Regions from separate parts of the Mus musculus genome. Here region 1 is linked to region 2. A link is a loop called in an ENCODE intact Hi-C map of the cell type or tissue named here. Cell type or tissue: left cerebral cortex. All regions are shown on one strand. Links, peaks and the distances in the headings refer to the core of each region. The heading gives the core; the rest is flanking DNA.

The links. Peaks named below come from ENCODE experiments on the same cell type or tissue, not always from the same donor. Only the 100,000 strongest peaks of a DNase experiment are listed, where the experiment ranks them.
Region 1: a loop joins it to region 2, with 6 times the contacts of the local background. A loop is called at or near these places in 5 of 42 quality-filtered maps.

Annotation. Positions count from the first base shown.
Region 1 is chr8:9,975,367-9,978,169 of GRCm38, forward strand. Lig4 (ligase IV, DNA, ATP-dependent) reads right to left here and starts at 945. Exons shown (of 2, transcript NM_176953.4): 1 at 665-945. It overlaps Abhd13 (abhydrolase domain containing 13), which reads left to right and starts at 2,351. Exons shown (of 2, transcript NM_001081119.1): 1 at 2,351-2,653. In left cerebral cortex, for the core only: CTCF peaks have their summits at 1,166 and 2,331; DNase peaks (open chromatin) are centred at 1,083 and 2,361; H3K4me3 peaks cover 1,753 bases; H3K27ac peaks cover 950 bases.
Region 2 is chr8:11,012,146-11,014,948 of GRCm38, forward strand. All of the region lies in intron 1 of 9530052E02Rik (RIKEN cDNA 9530052E02 gene), which reads left to right. Among named protein-coding and RNA genes, the nearest start is that of Irs2, 4.6 kb to the left of the region's middle. In left cerebral cortex, for the core only: a CTCF peak has its summit at 1,441 (motif pointing left); a DNase peak (open chromatin) is centred at 1,429.

The sequences.
Region 1 (2,803 bases), core at 70-2,569, 1.0 Mb before region 2:
TTTCACAGAGGAAACACAACTAAATCAGCAGGTCAGATCAAGATAAGCCACCTGGGACTGTATCTTCTGACATCTGTAACTACAATTTTGGTTAACTGCTTCCCTTGTTGAAGCTGGTTTGCATAACTGACTGCACCAGCCACCTGGGTCCTTCAAGTGGGTACATGGTGGTGCATAATACTACAGTTATAATTTCTGTACAACGCATGTAAGATGACGTGTATTAAATACTTTCTGAATGTCCCAATACAAGTGCACTTCTATAGGTATATCTGGAGAATACATATAGTCTCGAACTTTTTCTCAACGAGCTGGAGCAAACGATTCAAGTTGCGTTTATAATAATAGTGTATTGTAGGCAATGGTGTGAATACACGAGCATCTTAAAACAACTATCAACACAGAAAACCAAGAATTCAAATTGCTATCAAACACACACATTTTGTTCAACACCAACTACAGGAGTTAACTATTTGAATTTCTGCTGTTTTATCACTCGGAGGTTTGATATTATGCTTTCCATCCCCAATAAAACAATTAAGTTCGTTGGCAGGCTTCAGGTGCTGAAGTTCAAATGCACTCAAACATTTTAACTCGTGGTAAAGTCGATGACCACAGGCTTTGGAAGGTGCCTCCATACCTGTTGCATTAGTGCTTTGCTTACCTAAGCAGCCCGTGAACCCCAACCCTGCCGAATGAAGGAGCTGGGGGAGCGCGCAGGTCCCAGGTAGCTAGGTGGCAGGGGGCAGGGCAGCGTGCGGATACAACTAAGCATCAGGACACGATTTCTTCACCCGGTGGCTGCCACCTGAAATCAGTCCCCAGCGAGCCGGCTGCACCGTGGAAGGCGGGTGGTGACGCTGGGACAAAGCACGGGAAGGACGCAGCCTCCCTAGGACCAAGAACCTCCCTGCCTCCTCCAACCCGCCACACCACTTGCTTAGCAGAGGTTGCCCCGCCCCACTCCGACCGGAAGCTGCCGCCACAAGAAGCCGGCCGGGCGTTTCCGCCAGCTGCTTGCCGCGCAGGCGCAGTGGGAACAGGCGAGCCTGCCGGCTTTTAAAGGCACAGGCGAGGCAGGGGCGGGCCGGCGCGGCGGCTCAGAGCGCCTGCGCAGCGCGCCTCCACTGTCTCTGCCTGTAGCAAAGGATGTTCGGTCCCTCGCCGCTGGATGTCATCGTTGAGCCGAATTTGAGGAACTTGGAGCCTGGGTTGCTGCCCTGACAGGACTGGCTTCTGAAGACTTCCAGGACAGAAGAGAATCCTCCCACCTAAAAAGTCTAGGGCTCCAGAAAAAGACTTTTGCAAAATTAATTCAGGTTCTGTGTTCTTGGTAGCCTTTTCACTGTGCAGAAATAATACATAATAATAAAAATAATTATGTATTACATAGTAATAAATAATTCATGGCGCAGAAACATACTTACATGGACTAAAGGCTTTTCAATGGTGCTCGGTGATTTGGAATAAAGCTAGCTGATAGTGTTATTGAACACCTTACTGTCACTCAATAACTATACTAGATACTCAAAATAGAAGTATAAACGTACGCTCCACGTCTCAGAAACTCTTACTTTCCACTGGCATTGGTGGCTATGACCTGCCCTACTCCACCAATAAGAGTTCAGAAATTATAGGCAAAGTGTGGGGAACACTTTCTTTGAAGGTGAAACTTTGCAGTCCTGGTGAGACACTAGAGTGTCAATTGCTTTCAGGGGTTGTCTAATGTGTTTACGCTGCATTTCACAAGGCCGACAGTCCAGGGCTAGTTTAAAGTGGGGCCAGATCCTACGGCTCCGTGTGGCCAGTTATTTTCTCTGTAGTTTCCCTTAGTCTCACGATAGTTTCCCTGTGGTGTTGCAAAGCCACACGTTACTGTACAGGAGCATCAGCGGTGCTCGTACAGCTTGTACAACTCTTACACATCCGTGTCTTATTCAACTGCTCCTGCGCTCCGACGTCAGGCACAGGTCGGGCTCTGCTTTACTGATACGAAAGAACCACAAATTATGAGCCGAGAAAAGCTATTAGTTAATTCAAAGCTCTTGCTCTAATGTGCTTTTTAGCTGCATGGTTAATGGAGAACCAAATTTGTTTTATCCTCAGAGTGGGGGGAAAAAAAAGTAAAAAGGAAGGGCATAACTACCTGAAAGTTAGGCATGGTGGAAGAGAAAGTTTAGTGCAGATAAGTGAAAGAGCATAGCCAAGAGCAGGCACATTTGGGAGAGGAGGGGAGAAGAGGAGAGAAGAGAAACTCCTTGTTCTCCGAAATGTGTTCAGGCAGCAGTTGACTGGAAACGCCGAGATGTATCTTGCCCCTACGGGCTACCGTAGCATGAAGGCGGAGCCCAGTGTCCTGCGCATGCGCATAGGGGTGCACAGGTTGGCTTCGCGCTCCCGGGAGGAAGCTGGAGAACAGGTTATGTGGGGGCCGGCGGGGTTATTTGCCAGGGACACCGCGCGCGAGCCGGAAGTGGAGGCTGCGCCAGCTGGGCCCGCCGCGCCGCAGGAGCTCCGGGCTAGACAGTGGCGACGGCGGCCCCTCGGCGGGAGGAAGACGATGAGGAGCGGCGGGGGCGGCGCGGGGCCTCGCTGCAGCGCGGAGCCGGGTTCCGAGCCCGCGGCCGACTGCGCAGCCCGCCCGCGAGCCTGAGTAAGTGCGGCGGGGACGCGGGCGGCCTCCCCGACCTCCTCACCCCGCAGCTCGGATTCGGGAGCCCGTATCTACTCCCAGAACAGTCGGCCAGCAAACCCCGGGCTTGGGTCGGAGGGACTGGGCGCGTTTGTCTGTAACAGGTGCAGA
Region 2 (2,803 bases), core at 63-2,562:
TCAAAACATTTGCATTTCTGATGAATGAACCTTGAGCAGACTTTTGCCCATCTAGGATTAATAGGGAGACTTGCTGCATTTAATGAGCCCCCCCTCGCATCTCTTTGCTAGTATGTTTCAACTGAAATTACACAAGAATTTTGTAATATGTGAACTCTGTGTTTGCAACAGGATAACTTCTCGGCAAGAATGTAACTGTTGTCTACCTCACTCAGTATCTGTGCTTGGAAGTGCCAACAGCTCAACAATCAGAACGTGTAAAAACTCAGCAGGCAAAAACAGGTGAAGCTCTATTAAGTTCAAGGTCAGCCTAGTCTACTCACAGCCCAGTCATGTCTCTTAGTGAGACCTTGTCTCAAAAATGAAACAAACAAAAGAGGAGAAGAAGGAGGAGGAGAAGGAGGGGAGGAAGGAAGGAAGGAAGGAAGGAAGGAAGGGAGGGAGGGAGGGAGGGAGGGAGGGAGGGAGGGAGGAAAGAAAGAAAGAAAGAAAGAAAGAAAGAAAGAAAGAAAGAAAGAAAGAAAGAAAGGAAGGAAGGAAGGAAGGAAGGAAGGAAGGAAGGAAGGAAAAAAAGGAAAGAAAGAAAGGAAGGAAGGAAGGAAGAAAGGAAGGAAGGAAGGAAGAAAAAGAGCTTATGTGAATGTGTATACATTGATTGTATTATTTCATTAGACACTGTAATAGCTTTCCACCTTAGTATTCATTCTGTCCATTAAAAATGTTGATTCGCCGGGCGTGGTGGCGCACGCCTTTAATCCCAGCACTCGGGAGGCAGAGGCAGGTGGATTTCTGAGTTCGAGGCCAGCCTGGTCCACAGAGTGAGTTCCAGGACAGCCAGGGATATACAGAGAAACCCTGTCTCAAAAAAAAAAAAATGTTGATTCAACAGTCTTGATAATCCTAGGCACTAACTCAAGGATGGTTTTCTAAAATAAAGGCTTACTGAATGCTACAACCACCATAACGTATAAAGTAAGAACTGCCTGCTTCTGGGTCCACACAGTGGATGCCAGGGACATTAAGAATGTCTCTGAAAAAATAAAAATAAAAATAAATAAAAAAAGAATGTCTCTGAAGTGACACAGCTATGTTTTCTGAAGGAGAAATAGGGACAGCTGGGAGTGACCTTCTGCAAGTCCCTGAGCCTCTGGAGAGCAAGGTCAAATTATGCTCTTTGCTCTGTGCTGTGGATCAGGAGCAAGCAGTTGGCCTGGGCTCCAGAAGTAACTGACACAGCCAGCTGCCTCCTGCCAGGTGGCCCAATGTTTGCTGAAATTGTTTCTCACTCCAAAACCTGCCATGTCCTTACAACCATTAGCGGGCTGCTTCTCGAGTCTGTATTGTAAGGTTGTTTTTAAAACCCAGCCTTAAGGATTTCTACCTCGGGAAATGTGACTGGCTCTTACCCACACTGCCACCCACTGGCGACGTCTTTTTCTAAGGCGTCCAGTGAGCACAGCTGCCCCTCTGCTGGTGCCTGAAGGGTTGTTTCATGAAATTACTTCCCACCTACCGTACATCGGCTTTGCTGAGATCCTGAAGGATGGCAGTTAAATGTGATTTAAGATGTAAGAGAGACGCATCGGTGCAGAGGACAGAGTAACAGGTGAGGAGGGACGTGATCAAGGCCTGGGAGCAGACCAGCAACTGTGGAACGAATATGAGCACATTCAACACCATAGGGTGCAAAATATCTACTAACAACAATTTAAAGTTTCGGAAAACAAACCAGCACAAGAAATCAAGAACTTAAACTCAGGATTATGCTATGCCTTGCTAGATAACACCAAAGCTAACCTTCCTCTACACTGGCTATTCAACTTCAGATGCTTTGTAGAATAAGCCAGTGTCACATAGAAAAATTTCAAAATGAAATAAAAAAATATGAGTGGGAAAGAAAATAATATGAATGACAAGTGTCAGTCACAAGTGTGTATCGGTGTTTCTGAGTAAAATAGTTAGAATTGTGTGCTAATGACTTCTTAGCTCATTCTGAATATGCAACCTTTTTTTTTTTCTTTTGATTACTTGGTCTCAGTTTAGACCATGTTGGATTCTATTTTATGCTGCAATATAATGGCAATAGGAAGATCAGTGGTCTGTTTAGAGAGAGCTATTATTTGCCTAGAAGGAAGGATCCCAAAGGCTTGATTGATGTGTGTCCTGCCAATCACATCCTTGGGATTCTGCCTTTACAACAAAAGCTGGCATACAGTATCAGTAACAGTAGTTGGGTCTGGAGAGATGGTTCAGTGGTTAATAGCACCTTCTGCTTTTCCAAAGGGCCATGACAGATGGTTCACAACTGTCTACACAGCTCTGGGGAATCCAATGCCTCTTCTAACCTCTGAAGGCACTCAAATACACGTGACATTCACTCAGACAGACACACACACACACACACACACACACACACACACACACAGAGATAAACTAAATATTAAAAAATAAAATACCAGGCGTGGAGAGACTACTCAGTGGTTAAGGGCACTTTCTGCTCTTGCAGAGGACTTGAGTTCAGTTCTCAGCAACTACAGGAGGTTTACAACTACCTGTAACTCAAGTTCCTAGGGATATAACACCTTCTGACCTCAAAGCATCAGACAGGCATGTAGTGCACGTAGATATGTGCAGAGGACGTTCACACATGCATATAAAAATAAATCTTAAAAATGCATCAGAAACAGTAAACTCATAAGAGTGTCACATTCTCTTAAGCTCTCACCTTTCTTACTCTCATCTCTAGCTCTCCTTTTCCCTCTCCCTTCTCCCCTTCTTTGCCACGTGGCCGTGGCCAGCCCCC